2 separate regions of the Mus musculus genome follow, and region 1 is linked to region 2. Evidence: chromatin loops called from intact Hi-C (ENCODE). Cell type or tissue: left cerebral cortex. All regions are shown on one strand. Links, peaks and the distances in the headings refer to the core of each region. The heading gives the core; the rest is flanking DNA. Region 1 has its middle 130 kb from the start of 4930412E21Rik. Region 2 has its middle 330 kb from the start of 4930412E21Rik.

Region 1 (8,351 bases), core at 109-8,108, 470 kb before region 2:
CTGGGGCCTAGCAAACACAGAAGTGGATGCTCATAGTCAGCTATTGGATGGATCACACGGCCCCCAATGGAGGAGCTAGAGAAATTACCCAAGGAGCTAAAGGGATCTGCAACCCTATAGGTGGAACAACATTATGAACTAACCAGTACCCCGGAGCTCTTGACTCTAGCTGCATATGTATCAAAAGATGGCCTAGTCGGCCATCACTGGAAAGAGAGGCCCATTGGACTTGCAAACTGTATATGCCCCAGTGCAGGGGAACTCCAGGGCCTAAAAGTGGGAGTGGGTGGGTAGGGGAGTTGGGGGGAGGGTATTGATGACTTTTGGGATAGCTTTGGAAATGTAAATGAAGAAAATACCTAATAAAAATATTTTAAAAAATGTTGTAAACAAAGAATTCTCAACTGAGGAATACTGAATGGATGAGAAGCACCTGAAAAAAAATGTTCAACATCTCTAATCATCTGGAAAATGCAAATTAAAACAACTCTGAGATTCTACCTCACACCAATCAGAATGGCTAAGATCAAAAACTCAGATGACAGCAGATGCTGGCAAGTATGTGGAGAAAGAGTAACACTCCTCCATTGCTCGTGGGACTGCAAGCTGGTAAACCACTTTGAAAATTAGTTTGGTGATTCCTCAGAAAATTGGACATAGTTCTACTGTAACATCTAGCAATACCACTCCTGGGCATATACCCAGAAGATGTTCCATCCTGTAATAAGGACACATGCTCCACTATGTTCATAGCAGTTTTATTTATTTATTTTTTATTTTTTTAATAGCCAGAAGTTGGAAAGAACTCACATGTCCCTCAACAGAAGAATGGATACAGAAAATGTGTTACATTTACACAATGGATTACTACACAGCTATTAAAAACAATGAATTTATAAAATTCTTAGACAAATGTATGAATTAGGAAGCTATCATCTTGAGTGTGGTAACCCAAACACAAAAGAACACAGATGATATGCACTCACTGATAAGTGGATATTAGCCTAGAAGCTCAGAATCCTTTTTATAAGGGGGAACAAAATACCAATGGAAGGAGTTACAGAGATGAAATTCAGAGCAGAACCTAAAGGAACAATCATCCAGAGACTGCCCCGTTTGTCTATTCATCCCATAAACAACCACCAATCCCAGACACTAGGCTGATGCCAACAAGAGCCTGCTGACAGGAACCTGATATAGCTGTCTCCTGTGGGTGCAAGTCTGTCAGTGCCTGGCATATACAGAAGTGGATGCTCACAGTCATCCATTGGATGGAGCACAAGGTCCACAATGAAGAAGCTAGAGAAAGTACCCAGGGAGCTGAAGGAGTCTGAAGGTCTACAGGAGGAACATCAATATGAACCTACTAATACCCCAGAGCTCCTTGGAACTATACCACCAATCAAAGAAAACACATGGTTGAACTTGTAGCTATAGCTATACATGAGGCCAAGGATGCCTTGTTGCTCATTAATGGGAGGAGAGGCCCTTCGTCTTGTGAAGGCTCTATGCCCTAGTATAGGGGAATGCCAGGACGAGGAATGATAGTGTGTAGATTGGGGAATAGGAGGAGGGGGAGGGAATAGGGGATTTTCAGAGGGGATTCTAGGAAATGAGACAACATTTGAAGTGTGAATAAAGAAAATATCTAATAAAAAGTGAAAAAAATCCATATTGGAAAAAAATAAAAGAATTAAGAAGTCATTGATTGGTCTATATACCATCACTGAAGACTGATCCTTGTAGATCTGCAGACTGCTCAAAAGTGTAGGCTGATACCCAGTGATAGTTATATATGTAATAATAACAGGAAAAGCATATTAGTAGCAGGAATCTTTACTAAAATAATTACCTCCTGAGCCTATGCTACCAGAGTTCTGTTGTAGAATTTAATCTAAGGTGATATCTCAAGAAGATTATCTTCTAGTTACTAGCTTGTCCTATGATAGCCTCTCACACTGTTGTGTGTTTGTGTGTGTGTGCTTCTAATATTTTGATTTTGTTGGTATGAAATTATTTATTTACTTTGTTTTATTAGGTATACTTAATTTCTGTAGGGCAGGATTTGTGGATAAATATTATTTAAATTTGGTTTTACCTTGTAATATCTTGTATCTCCACCTACTGTGATTCAAATTTTGCTGAGTATAATAGTGTAGGTTGGCATTTTTGGTTTTTTAGATGCTGTAAGACCTCTACCTAGATCCTTCTATCTTTTGGAGTCTGTGTTGAGATGTTGTGTTAGGGCATTTAATAGTATCCCTGATTTCAATGATGTTTGTTTTGGGAGATTTTTATATTTAACATTTTCTTTGAATGATGTATCAATTTCTTAAAGTCTAAGCCTGAGATTCCCTCTTCCATCTCTTGTAGTCTGTTGGTAATTCTTGTGTATGCTTCTCCTGCTCTCTTCCCTAGGTTTTCTTTCTCTAAGATTGTCTCAGATTTTTTATTTATTTATTTATTACTTCTATTTCCATTTTAAGGTCTTGAATAGTATTATTTCCTTTACCTGTTCCATTTTCCTATACTTCTTTAAGGCATTCGATCATCTCCTCTTTAAAGGCCTCCATTATCTGCATAAGACTGGATTTAAGGTCATTTTCTTGTGCTTCTTTTATTTTAGAATATCCAAGGCTTGCTACAGTAAACTAGCTGTGTTCAGAACATGTGATACTGCCCTGACAATTTTTTTTTTTTATTTTGTTCTTATGCTGCTTTTAGACATCTGGTTGTCCAAGCATGTTACAGATATAGCAGATATTAGGAAGGTGGCCCTCACCTGGATATTTATGTATAGGAGATTTCTGGCTATGGAATGGACAATAGAACCCAAGGGGCAGTGCATGCCTCAGAGCATCTGTGTGTACCCCAGAGAACATGGCAGGCAGTGAAATGGGGACTGCTGGTGGTGAAGTGATATAAACTGGATGGTTCTGGAGCTGTATGCCTGGCGAAGGCAGGTAAAGAGGTGGCTGGACCATGGAACTTGGAGCAAGGGGAAAGGCAGCTGGGCATGCCAGGGGGGATGTGGCAGGCAAAGGAATAAGAGAGATGGAATCGAATACCCCAAGTGCACATTTTATTCTTGTTCAAAAGATTGTGGTTTCAGTTAATACTTCTTCTGCTACTTATTCCAGAAAGATTCCAGGAGGACTAGGAGTGACATGTAGGTTAACTAAAGATTTCTAAAATTGTGAAGAAGTTCTAGTAAAATATGGCGACATCTTTTGATAAGTAGTATGCTACCTGTTGTTTTGAACTGGCTAAGAAGTATGGAGATAGGCCTACTATCAGGTAGGTAACAAATTGTTTATTTAGTGTGAAAGTTGTTGTTCACTTAACTATGAACACACAAAAGTCATTTAAAAATTGTTTAAGAAAAATTAATCTGAGGATTGAGAGATAGCTCAGTGGTTAAGGTCACTGACAGTTTTTACAGAGGTTCTGAGTTCAATTCTCAGCAACCTCAAGGTGGCTTACAGTCATCTGTAAGTGTATCCAATGCCCTCTTCCGGTGTGTCTGAAGAGAGCCAGAGTGTATTCATATACATAAAATAATAAATACATCTTTAAAATAAAAAATAAAGAAAAAAGAAAAATTAATCTGTCTTTCTCCTATGGGCATCAAGGGACAAATATACTAGTTCCATTGTCACATTTACTAGGGCATAACTAACTGAGCAGAAGTATACTTTGTGTTTTTCCCAGGGAATGCACCTCCTCTAGCTTACTTTTACAATGTAATATATTTTTCTCACCCAAACACAATGAACGGTTACAAAGGAACACATGCGTTGGCCAGTGTCTGTCAGATCATAAAAATACAGCTGAACCACCAAGCACTACAAACATCTATCACCAAATCACACTTATCAAACAAATAAGCAAACAAAAGCAACACTGGACTGACAAGTGGAATTTCCGTCCCTGTAATACATAGCAAGGCAGGTCCTATGTTTGCTAGCTGAACTAAAAAGGGTCTGGAATCCCACCAAGACAGTCTCATCAGAATTCATTTCCCTTGCCAAGACATCCCATAAGTGTGGAAGAGATAAAACTGCAACATAGAAACATATGGGCAGAGGATAAAAGGGGATCAGTGAGCAGGAAAATGTGTTTCTTAAAATCTGTGCTGCAGTCATTTTTCTTCTCAGTTTTGTTGTTTATTTTGCATTGGATACTCATAGCCAACACTGAAAATGTTTCCAGACAACAGCAAAGAATAAATCAACTCAGATCAAGAAGAGACACTTCAGTTAATAAAACAACCAACCAACAGCAACCTTAGGGCAAAGAAGTTAAGTTGTTTGGTGTATTATAATAAAATAGTTATTTTCTTTGCTGGTATGGTAGGCATGTGAACTAGTCACAAAGGTAAATTATTTGTTTAATATTTATTTGGCTTGCAAATGTGGAGTTTTAGTTTTGTCTTATAGGTGATTCTAGGTCATGTCATGTTGTCAAGCAGCACTAAATACACTCGAGTAATCTCAAATTCCTGGGAAAGCAAAGACAGCACTTTAAGGCATAATTCAATAGCTTAAAACATTCATTACAGAATAAAAACCATTAGTCATTTTAGGACAAAATAAGTTATTAAAACAGAAATAATAAGATAAGCCAAATTTTTAGTAAAATTATTTAAAAGGAGGGATTTATGAATCTAAATGGAATGGCATAATAGGTACAAAATACATTTGCTGCATGTAACAGCTAAGATACTTAAAGACTATGGGGAAGAATAGATTGTAAGATTTGTGCATTATTGGGAGAGCATGGCTCAGTGGGTAAAATTCTGGCTGTGCAAGGAAGGAGACCTAAGTTTGGATTACCAGCATGTAGGAAAGAGCTGGAAATGGCCTTGTGTCCCTGTAATCCCAGAACTGTGAGGCAGAGAAGGGAACCGTCAGGACTATCCAAAACAGAGGACTCTAGCTTCAATGACAATATTTTGTACAAACAATTTAAGCAGACAATTAATCACAAAGTCTTGCATTTTGCCATTCAAACATGTGCAGGGCTATAAACATGCCAGTGCATTAATATGGTGATAAATATACTGATTTTTTGACCTCTTTCTCTGTAAGTCAATGGAAGAATTCCATGCATATGCCTAGGCTGAAAGTCAAACCTGCTAAAATTTGACTTGTGATTTTTGAGCAGTACAATAAGGAGAAAATGATATGCTTTTGGCATAAACTACACTTAAATGTTGAGTTCAGATCTTTTATTGGAAAAGGAGCAATATGTTTCAGACTTTTCTCAAAGATGTAGGTGAGGGGAGTAAGTAGGTAGTACAAGTCTCAGAGGTCAGTCCAGCTTGTGATCAATGAGGAAAATCCTGGCACTCCCTGTGCTGCTTGGGTATGCCATTGGTAAATTACATCAGTTTAGTGCATTGCTAACAATGATACCTGCCACTTACCATGGGTTTGCTAAGCCATAACACCATTGTAAGTTGAGAAGCAGCTGCATTTAATACATATTTAATACATAGTTCTATACATTCATCTCAGTGACTCAAAAGGTCCAAATCCTTGCAAATTAAACATGGAAATAAAGTTTATTATCACAAACCAAGCATTTGTTCTAACTTCGCCCCACAGAGTCCTCTGCCAGTATTTCTCTGGCACTTACTTCTTGCAAACTGGGAATCATGCTGACTTTTTAAAAATGAGGAAGCTATTCTTCCTGATTTATTGGCTATATCAGTAAAGAATAGATGAGCTGGCATGTGGAACAGATTAGTCTTTATTCTTAATTTTATATTTTTCAGAATTTGAGCAGATTTTCAGGTTCCTGAGGGTTTATACAATCATATGTCAATATCCATAAAAGCAAGGGGTCGTGCAGTTCTCCATAAATGGATTTATTTACTCGTTTAGTATTCAGAGAACATTTGCTATTGTGGGCCAGGAAAAAAAAAAGCTGTAACATTTTTATAGAAAATTTAGTGTTTCCTCTCACTGACTGCCATAATTGATATGATAAAATAGCAGGCCTGACCTTCAGCCTAGGCACTTGCATGGAATTCTCCCAAAGACTCACATTGAGTGAGGTCAGAGCCTAGCACATTTATTACCATGGTAATGTGGTCATATGTTCATATCCCTGTGCATTTTAGATTGCCAAAATGCAAAAGGCAGGATATTACTGTATATCTACCTGTCAATCTGTCAAGTGGCTCATGGCAGAAACAAATACAAGTGACCTAGATTTCCTAGCAGGCTTTTTAGTCTAGCTGTTTGATATCTTTGGGAATGGCAGGAAGAGTAAATGAACAGGAAAATCTGTGTTGAAAATTGAATGCATTATAATTTATACTATGACCTCAGTATTAAAATTAGGTAATGTGATGTATAAATGCTGATGTAGATCATGTTATTTAAAGAAATATTCTGAGTACTTCAATAGTTATATCTATGACTTTCCTATGAACTAACCAAAGGACTTTTTACAAGGTAGTAGTTAGTAACTTAATATTTTCTCATGTTGTATGCATTTTACAGATCTGTTCACAAGCTTAGTTGATGTAGAGTTTTTAAAGGTGTTTCTTTCCTGCCCTTTCAACAATGTTTTCATTCTATTGTCCAGAGTGTATATATTTTTCAGTAGAATAGTCTCTAAGTATTTTTAGTTATAGCATGTTCACAGGAAACTTTTGGGAAAAACAATGATATGTTTGAAACCCTATAATTTCTTAAAAGTTAAAAACACGTTTGGTGGAGGAGCTAGAGAAAGTACCCAAGGAGCTAAAGGGATCTTCAACCCTATAGGTGGAACAACATTATGAACTAACCAGTACCCCTGAGCTCTTGACTCTAGCTGCATATGTATCAAAAGATGGCCTAGTCGGCCATCACTGGAAAGAGAGGCCCATTGGACACGCAGACTTTGTGTGCCCCGGTACAGGGGAACGCCAGGGCCAAAGGGGGGGAGTGGGTGGGTAGGGGAGTGGGGGTGGGTGGGTAAGGGGGACTTTTGGTATAGCATTGGAAATGTAAATGAGCTAAATACCTAATAAAAAATGGAAAAAAAATAGTGAGAAAAAAAAAAAAAAAAAAAAAAAAAAGAATGAAAAAGAGGTCATGAGAGCTGTCAGCAGGGCTCATTCAGTAATGGTTGTTATATTAAAGTCTGATAGACTGAGTTCAATTGCTGGGCTCTGCGTGGTGGGAGAAGACAACTGACTCATGGCAGTTGTCCTCTGACCACACTCACACTATGCCACACAATATGCTCAACCTCCCCTCAAACAAATGCAATAAAATGAGTTTTAAAATCAAAAAAAAAAAAAAAAGTTAAAAGCACATACTGCATATTATTTCTTCTATCAGATGAAACATGAGAGATATAACCTGTTGCCTTCCACAGGAATAGCTCAAAGCAATTAGCACAAAGGATGAAAATATCTTGAAAGGCCTTATATGTCCATAACAAATACAATCCGCTCAACTGTGAGCGAGGGACAATCATAGGCAATTTGTAAAGAGAAAGCTCCATACCTCCAGGAATGGCTATTCTTTCTGAGGCCTCTGTGAAATGCAAACTCTATCCACACTTATGCAGTATGGTTTAGATATTTAATTACCTTAGAATCATAGCACAGTTATTTTTTCTCTAAGGTTGATTATTTGCAATAGTGATTTAACCTGTGTCAATAAGTTGTTCTTTGAAAGAATGTCCATCAAATCTAAGCTATGAGTATTTATTGTCAACAAGACACAACCTAAATTCATCAGAAGAGCAAAACTCAAGTGAGTAATTGCCAGGTCAAGTTGGTTTGGGGTCATATCCATAAGAGATTTTCTTTATATATGTGGGAGGGCCAGCCCCCTGTGGGTGACACTATTCCTAAACAGTTCAGTCTCAACTTTATGGGAAAGGTTGCTGAACATGATCAGTGAGTGAGCCAGTAAGCAGTGCTGTTCTATAGTTTCTGCTTGCAGTGCTTCTTGAATTATTCCCCTGACTTCTCTCATTTATAGGTTGTAACTTAGAGGTGTGAGAAGAAATGAATCTGTTTCTTAGGGCCATGGTGGTGTTTATTACAGTAAAAGAAAAGCAAATTAGAATAGAAATATCCCTTAATTAATAACAAGTATTTTTTGAGCATTATTAGAGAGATAAATATTACTAAAGGATTTGTGATTTTGTCTTTCTAACAGTGAACTTTTGTTGTGAGATTAGTTCTCAGTGTAAGACACATAAGAATGTCTGTATTATTAAGTATGAAGACCATTTTTGAATATTAGTATTTGTCTTCCAATTATAGCAATGTTATCCTGACAACAAAGCTAAGAAAAAAAATTAATTATTTTCATGTACATAAGAAGAAACTGAGCTTA
Region 2 (8,351 bases), core at 278-8,277:
AAATCTGTGGACAAGTGATCCCCTATCTCAGTGTCTAGAATGGCTGGGACAATTATGTGCCTCTACATGCAGCTCAATAGATGCTTTATGCAAGAAATTAAAAATATCCATAGAGAAAGAGGAATGCAATATACTAATACTTTTCAAGAACACACTGACACAAAGAAAATAAAGTGGTAGATTGCATGCTATCATGGTTCAGAGGTCTTCACAGATATCACAACCCATAGGGAAATGAACCACAAAGAGCTTAGACTGAAAATTCAGTGCAGCCAGACTTGCTCCATCATACTGGATAAAATCTTCTAGAGAGTTTGATCCATGCCTTAAATTTTTTACACATTTATGCACAGTAAAATTTTGGCGAGGAATCTCAACATGACAATTCTTATAATAAAGCATCAGGGATGGCTACATTAAACTTTTTTTGTAAAATACAATCCTATAGCAAACTACCTAAGACCTATATCATAAGACTGTGTTTTACTTATTATCATAAAACTGTGTTCTACTGACCAGGAAACAGTACTCAGGGATGGAGTTTATAGAAAAAGAATTTGTAACAAGCATAAGTATGGATGCTATTGATAGAGGATGCAAAGTACATGGAGCATCTTTCATAATGATGAGATCTATTTTTTGAGAGACAAAGCCAAGGATTAGGGCCAATACAATTCTTGAGATTTGGGGAAATTAACATGAAGGCTAAATTCTCATAGAATTGCAAAGGGTCACCAGGTTGTTTGTCTACTTTTTCTCCAGCATTTTAGGAGACCAGCTCTTCGTTCCTTTGAAGAAAGTAGGCCTGCATGCTTAACAATGATTTTTTTTTTTATTTTGTTCCTTCTATACTAGTGAATGACATACATGGGTGTCACTCATACATACATGGGTATCAGCAGCTGTGTTTAGTGTGTCCTCAAAACAAAACATATGTAGTGAAGAGGGAGACATATTAGGGAAAATTGGAGGGTGGAATGTGATATAAATTTGATATTTCCTTGTAATGGCTATGAAATAAACAATGAAGAAAATTGAAACAAATAACATTTAAGATATGGAAAGGGGGAAGATGAAATAGATTGACTTTAACATACATAGAAGAAAAAAAAACCCTCAGACTTTTATATTAGTAAGTTCCAAAGAGAGGAAAGATTGACTTCAAAGTGAGATAAAGATAAAACTTCCATTATTGCTGAAACCAGTTGTCATACATTGTGATCCCACAAATTCCCCACTGTGATTGATGACAGAGATAGAGTACAAATTCCTGAACGTTAAACCAAAAAGTATCATAAAGATAAACCAAGAGAAAACAGAAGAGTTGCACAAATACTTGTTGGTCTCCATGGAAATAGTAGATAGTCCTGCTTTGTTGATACTGGGATTCTGTATGGTGTTTGGTCTCACCACTGGCAGCATTTAATTTACCAACTTTTAGACTTGGCTCAACTATGTGACTTACTCTGGCCAATAGGTCTCAGTACAGAAGTGGATAATTGGAAAATTGGATATGAGCTCTGGAGAATCTTTGTAATTATCATCAAAAATCTTATTCTGCATAATCTAGCTTGAGAAAAAGAGTAAGAGAAGAACTAAAGGTATGGCTCAGTTGGTAAAGTGCTTGTTGTATAAGCAAGGAGGTCTGAGTCTAATCTCCAGAACCCACTTAAAAAAATGTGTCTAGTGAAGCATGCTGCAATCCCAGCGCTGGGGAGCCAGAGATGTAGGGATCTCTAGGGCTCACTGTCCACCATGCTTCCCATACTTAATAACAGCCTAGTCAATAAGAAACCCTATTTGTATATTTCTTGGAGGCTGAAAATATGATCCCCTATCTCACATACTAGGATAACATTTGATAAATATTCTGAAACTATACGAAAGAAATGAAATATGCTGAGAATACAGACTCAGGCTGGTGGTGCAGCATAGTGCTGATGTTAATTATTTAGTTGCTCTGACCTTTCATGATTTTTTTCATAGGATATCAGAAGTTCGAAGATTATGTAGAGTTTAAAGCTTAAAAATTTGAAGCTTTTATGATATTCTAGCCCAACCCAATAGACACATCAACAAACTCATAAAACACTGCTGAAGAAGGGACAAAAAGATAGTAAGAGCCAGAAGATCAAGGAGTTTGCTGTGAAATTGTGTCTCCTTTTAATATAAAAAGCTACATCCATAAAGTCTTATGGGTAAAAACCCTGTGAAGCACTAACCATATTAAAAGAACTATAAGCAATTAAGGAAAGCTAAGAGTAGAAGAGGTGGTATTTTTCAGGATATGTAATGGACAGTAATGGGTTATCCAGTGGTAAATGTCAACCTGGAAAACATATATACATCTAACATTATGTAGACCAAACAGATTGTATTTAGGACATACACTTAGGCATGCAAGTACAATTAGTAATGTAGATGCCAGGAAGCTAATTCGGGTCCTTTGCAAGCGGCTCTTAAGCACTGACCCATCTCTCCAGCCCTCAGGAATTCCTTTTTTAATGCTAATAAATATTTCTACCTTTTAACCTGTGTGTGTGTGTGTACAAGATAGATAAATAGATAATTAGATGATAGATAGATAGATAGATAGATAGATAGATAGATGATAGATACACAAATATAAGCAAACTCACTAAAGATAAGTCAGAGGTATAAATTAATAGTTGTTCTCCTCAGCATCAAAAATACGCTTCAATAGATTGCTTAGATTTGATGTTCAGACGTATAATGAAATATGACTTCTCAGAGAACACAAGTTGTTGGTTCATCTGCTTTGCTGTTATTTTGTGATAATGGAAATTGAACTCAGGCCCTCTCATATGCCAAGTGAGTACTCCAACACTGAGATACTCAATTTTAGTGAGATACACACTAAAATTTGACAAAAATGCAACTTCCTTAATGGTAATAACCTTCAAACATGTCTCTTGCTATAAGACTAGTGTTGAATATTTATCCTGGTTAAAAGGTGTAGAAGTCCATGTGTGCACATATACCCATAGAGTCACATCCCTTTGATATATGCATTATGACTGAAAAGCAAAATCCCACATGCTGATACATTTTAAAATATTCTTCAAGGTTTAACAGGAGAGATGTAGAACCTGCATGTTTGTTTGGTATTTATAAAACAAAAGCCTAGAAAACTTAAAGTGCAAAGTCATAGGAATTAAGAAACAACAGAGAAAGCAAATAAAACCTTCACACAGCCATCCAAATAGGTCTAGATAGCCTGCCTTTGGTATAACTTAGAGCTTGTAGTTGCCCAGGGCATGGAGAAGAGAGCATATCTCATTTTTAATCCAGGAAGAAATTCTAATTTTAATCAGAACTCCTGTCTTTGAGCCCTAGAGTTTACAATAATTCTGCAAACATGAGGAAGGTAAAAAAAGAAGAAAGAAAGAAAAAGAATAGAGTACAATAGTACACAAGTGTTCTTTTTTATTCGCCTATAAAATTAAAGATTCAATTCAAGGTTTTTAAATGTTCCACCCTCTTGTTACATTTCATAGATTTACATTTAACACAAAAAGGCAGATGGCCTGCTCTGTTCCCACCCTGCACATCTATTTTAATTTCTTTCTCAGCAAATAGACTAAAGTGTCCATGAAATTAACAGGATTTAAAAGAAACTTTACTCTAGAATTCTATGGAGTTGGCTGAGAAACCATTTAGTTTGTCAATATTTTATGAAATCATAAGTTTATTTTATATTATAGCATGAGAAGTAAGTTCATATAAATAGAATTTATAGGGGCTGGGGAAATAACTTAGTAGGACTGTGACAGCTGAACATTCACAAACCAAGAATGCGGTCCCTAGTAGCCCATATACTAGGACTTTGTGGTAGCACACCTCTAACCCAGTACTCAGGAGGTGCAAGATGAAAGCGTAAAACTTCAAGATCATTCTTGACTAAACACTGAATTCAAGGTCATTAAGGATACAATAGCCCCCATATCCAAGATAATAAACAAATTAAAATAGCATTTATGCATGTCCATCAAACCAAGATGTGTGTCTTCTCTATGTCGAATGTCCCTTCCTCAAACCAATTGCAATAAACATTTTATTTTAAGATGAAGTTTAGCTCCCTGTGGATAAGTTTCTAGAGGTTGCATATACTTCTCTATATTACCCTGAATTTATCAATGGGTCTTTCCAAATCTATTTCATTAAAATCTATAAATTATATTTATCTTAAGAAAGGCACTCAGCATTAAGAAAGTCATGTGCAAGTTTTCTAAGTTAAGTTAGAACTATTTAGTATTTTACACATATGAGGGTCACTAGGAAATGGTCACATTGCATTCATTTCACATGACAAATTGTAATGGCAAGAAAAAAGGATCCTTGCTCAACGTAATTATTGCTTTGCTTAATTTACATGCGTTTTCTTAATCAAAATAATGAACTGCTCCCCCCCAAATCACCATTCCTGCACAACTGACTTGGACAATCCAAATTTTATATAATTGTCGTCCAAAAGAAATACTGCTAACACTTGTTCTTCAGGAACTGTGAAATCTAGTAGGAAATCTGTTATCCATCTGCACTGGGTAAAGGAGAGTTGGTTCTTTGAGCCACAGCAGACAAGTCTTAACTCTAAACATCCCTGTGTAACCCAGGAGAGTAAGTGACCAGCTTTAAGAACCAAGGTCAGCACTTGGTGACACCATCTGTTACTCTCCCCTTCTTTCTCTTGTCTAGGATGTCATGGATGTAGAAAAGTATATGGGGCATTCTCTATTAAGAAGGCAATTCTCACGGCCTCAGACAGCCTGAAATCCTTCAGCAGAAAATATTCTAGCCTCCAGGATTTTTTTTTTCTTTTATGAGAACATGTACATGTCACCAGAGGTTTATAGTCAAGTAATCTCAGGGTATTTTATTTATCCACAAATGGCATTGCAGCCAACAACAAATCAACTACATACTGATTCAAACTCCATCTGATTTACTAGTCAAATTTCAGAACAAACACCCTTGAAAATAGCTGAGGTCTACCACCAGCAGCAGCCTCATTCTCATGCTTTGTAACTGTCATCTGCATTGTGATTTGGGATGGGTGTTCCTGAAGTACCCCAAGGGATATTATGTTACTAGTTCATTTTCGGTGACATACTCCTGGAGATCATTTGTGGATTAGTGTGATATTAGTTCTCTTGCTATAGTGCCTATACAAGAATGCATGAGAACAGATATGTACAACACTGTAAGGCCACACTTATGGAAGTGAATGGTTTTCCAAAGCTAATTAACCAAGAGTTTATAAAGTCTGTTAAGTTTTCATGCATCAGGCTAAGGTAAATGTTTCCATATTGCATAGCAAGAATAAGATTTTAATTGTTCATTCAGGAAGGAAGTATATTCATAAATATCCAAATACCTGAGAATATCCAAGTTGTTTATGGTTGTGGACATAAACACAGACCAGGAAATAAACATTAATACAAGTTCTACCCCTTACTAGCTATGTGATTTAAACTTGCTAAGCCACTATTTCAGCTATATAAAATGGGCATGACACAAGAAGGATTGTAGTTATGAAGACACAATTCTCAAAACAGGACAGAGAGACAGAGACAGATAGGGACACAGACATGCGTACACATGTGTATACATGCACATACACATGGGCGGGGGCAATAACCCTTGTTAATAGAGTTCTTTGACTGAAGGTGTAACTCAGCAATACAGAACTTGCATAGCATGTTAAACCCTAGGCTCTACTCTCAACATAAAATGGTATAAAGGTGTAAGTTTGCAAAATTATAAATACGTCATTAGAAAGACAAATAATTTGGAAAGGCATATTAAAGCACGTTACCAGATTGGATGTGGTATTTTCCAATTAGCCTTCAATAGGCATCTAAAAGCCCATCTACACTGGAGTTAACAGTATCTCCATAATGCTCCAATCTTGAAATTTTTAGTTTCTGTAGGTCTACCTTTAGTTTCTAAGGGCCATAAACAAGCTACATGGTTATCAGGTCTGTGACCAGTATCCATATGATTACATCCTTATTGGACAATTTATTGGAAATATTCTAAAGTAAAAAAAAGTGTTTAAAATAAAACAATAATCACCTTATCCTATTTCCAAGTTGCAGAAAATTATTTTTAGTGCCTATGCCATGGGTTGTACATGAGAATGCTGACTAATTTTATGTCATCTTTAGAGACCTACAATTATCTGGGGAGAGGGAACTTTAGTTGAGAAAACATCTCCACCACATTGGCCTATAGAGAAGCCTGTGCTGCATTTCTTGATTTAGGATAGATATGGGGGGCAACTCACTGTAGACAGAGCCTCCCATAGTGTGCTGAAGGCTCCAAGAAACAGGCAGAACAAACTGTGGGGAAAGCACATAAGCAATGCTCTCCCACGGCTACTGCATGTTTCCTTCCTTCAGCCTCCCCTGACTGAGTTCCTGCCTCCCAGGAGACGCTTAAACCTCACTTCATAAGACAACATTAAACTCTGAGGAAAAGTCTTATGTCTTAAATAAAACTTAATTACACAATAGCTTAGGATTATGTTTGTGTTTAATATCTTATTCAAAATGTTGTGTATAGTGTACAACTTAACCCTTAAAAGTTAGTTAAAGCAGAATTGCTACCTTTTTTTCTAGAATTCCAGCTTTTCTAAAAATGAAACACAGGGAAAAATAGAAACGAGAATCCTTAACCCCAACTTAAATGCTTGAAAGTGTCATTAATTTACATGGGGTGCTAGATAGAATGGCTATCAAAGTGTGAAGTATATGAAACTTTTACTTTCAAAATATCTGAATGTTATCATATAGTAGTATTTTTAAAATATTTTCAAATAATTGAACAAACTTTTAAAATGGGAATATATTTGAAAAGTCATACTACCTTCATAATCTATTAAAATGACATATTTTATTGGGGGGCCTTTATCTGCTACATAAGATTTAAAATTCTCTTTTACTTCAAACATTTTGAAGATAGTATTTGTTTAATATTGGAAAAGGATTATGCCAACACCACTTAGTCAAAGCCTTGTTCAGCCAGAATCTATTCAATTTTGCATGTCCCAGCTTGATGGAAACTAATTACCTCACAACACTCCATAAATATTTATACTGCAATCCATTATTGATATCCTACAAACATTTTACTATAGCATGCTAATGGTTATAACACGACAGTTCTTTGAGGGGCTGAACTAGTATTTCAATTGTGTTTTCATAAGACTTGCTTTGCACATACAGAGGAATAAAAATAATGCTGTTAACAATTGATAAAATGATGACCAACACAAAAGCCTATAAAGGAGGCATGAAAAGAGTGAAAAGATTGATTGTAAGAATATTCTAAACTGGTGATTCAATTTCCCCTTTACACTGAAATATACTTCATGAGTATAGTGGCAGTGACTGCTCATGCTACCATGAGAACCTCATAATGTCATATTGTAGGGTATTTTCCTATGTTCCTACCTTTCACATGAAAGAAATGAGTAGTTCTGTGGAAAAATGATGCAAGCCAAAACACAAAGCCCACTGGGGTTAGAAAGTCAGGTCTTCTAATGCTCATGCTTAAAAGTTGAGGAACAACATTTTCCAGAACACTGACATGCCCTCTGTTACTGATGTCCTGCCCTCTAGTCATACAATAAAATTCATACTACCTTTCACATGTAAACAGTCATCCACTGACCATAAAGTGAGCATAAAGTTATCCTCATCTGTGGCTGGTGGTTGTGTTTGTTTCAGTCTTTCTTCAGCTGTTTTTTTGTTGTTGTTGTTGTTGTTGTTTGTTTGTTTGTTTGTTTGTTAGTTTTAAGAAGATGATTTATTGAATGAGGCTAGTCTTTTGAAAGCTGGGTAAGTGTCTCCCAGTGTCCAGGTAGAAACTAATGGGTAAAGAAGGGGTCAAGCTGGGAAGCAGGAGTAGGCTGCACAATGTGAAAACAGCAAGGAAAGAATCAGACATAGATGTTAAAACTTGAAACGTGCTGGAGTTGGTTATATAACTCGAAATGAATTAGCCTTTCTTAGCATCAATATAAAATAAGAGAGTATAATAAAACCATGGTATAAAAATCACCCAGAGTAACTCTCTGATCAATTTGAGAATACCCAATCATTATAAATAATAAAAACCCCACATGTTCATATTTTAATATTTGTAACAAAGATGGCTGTTAATTATCTGTTAGAGGGGGAAGATAGATGGTTCATTGCTGTCATCATGCCCACTGACTAGCAAAGTGTCCATGCACACAAGTAGCTCAAAGCATGCTGACAATAGGGACTGCCAACATATGTGAACAACGCTTTATAAAATATAGCTACCTATATTTCTCCATGACT

The links. A loop is a pair of places that touch in the nucleus more often than their neighbours do. Peaks named below come from ENCODE experiments on the same cell type or tissue, not always from the same donor. Only the 100,000 strongest peaks of a DNase experiment are listed, where the experiment ranks them.
Region 1: it touches region 2 in a loop (4-fold over the local background); 2 of 42 quality-filtered maps call a loop at or near these places.

Annotation. Positions count from the first base shown.
Region 1 is chr3:23,588,352-23,596,702 of GRCm38, reverse strand. No RefSeq gene overlaps it. Among named protein-coding and RNA genes, the nearest start is that of 4930412E21Rik, 130 kb to the right of the region's middle. In left cerebral cortex, for the core only: no CTCF peak of the experiment used is centred there; a DNase peak (open chromatin) is centred at 4,008.
Region 2 is chr3:23,122,528-23,130,878 of GRCm38, reverse strand. No RefSeq gene overlaps it. Among named protein-coding and RNA genes, the nearest start is that of 4930412E21Rik, 330 kb to the left of the region's middle. In left cerebral cortex, for the core only: no CTCF peak of the experiment used is centred there; DNase peaks (open chromatin) are centred at 3,260, 3,550 and 4,500; H3K27ac peaks cover 301 bases.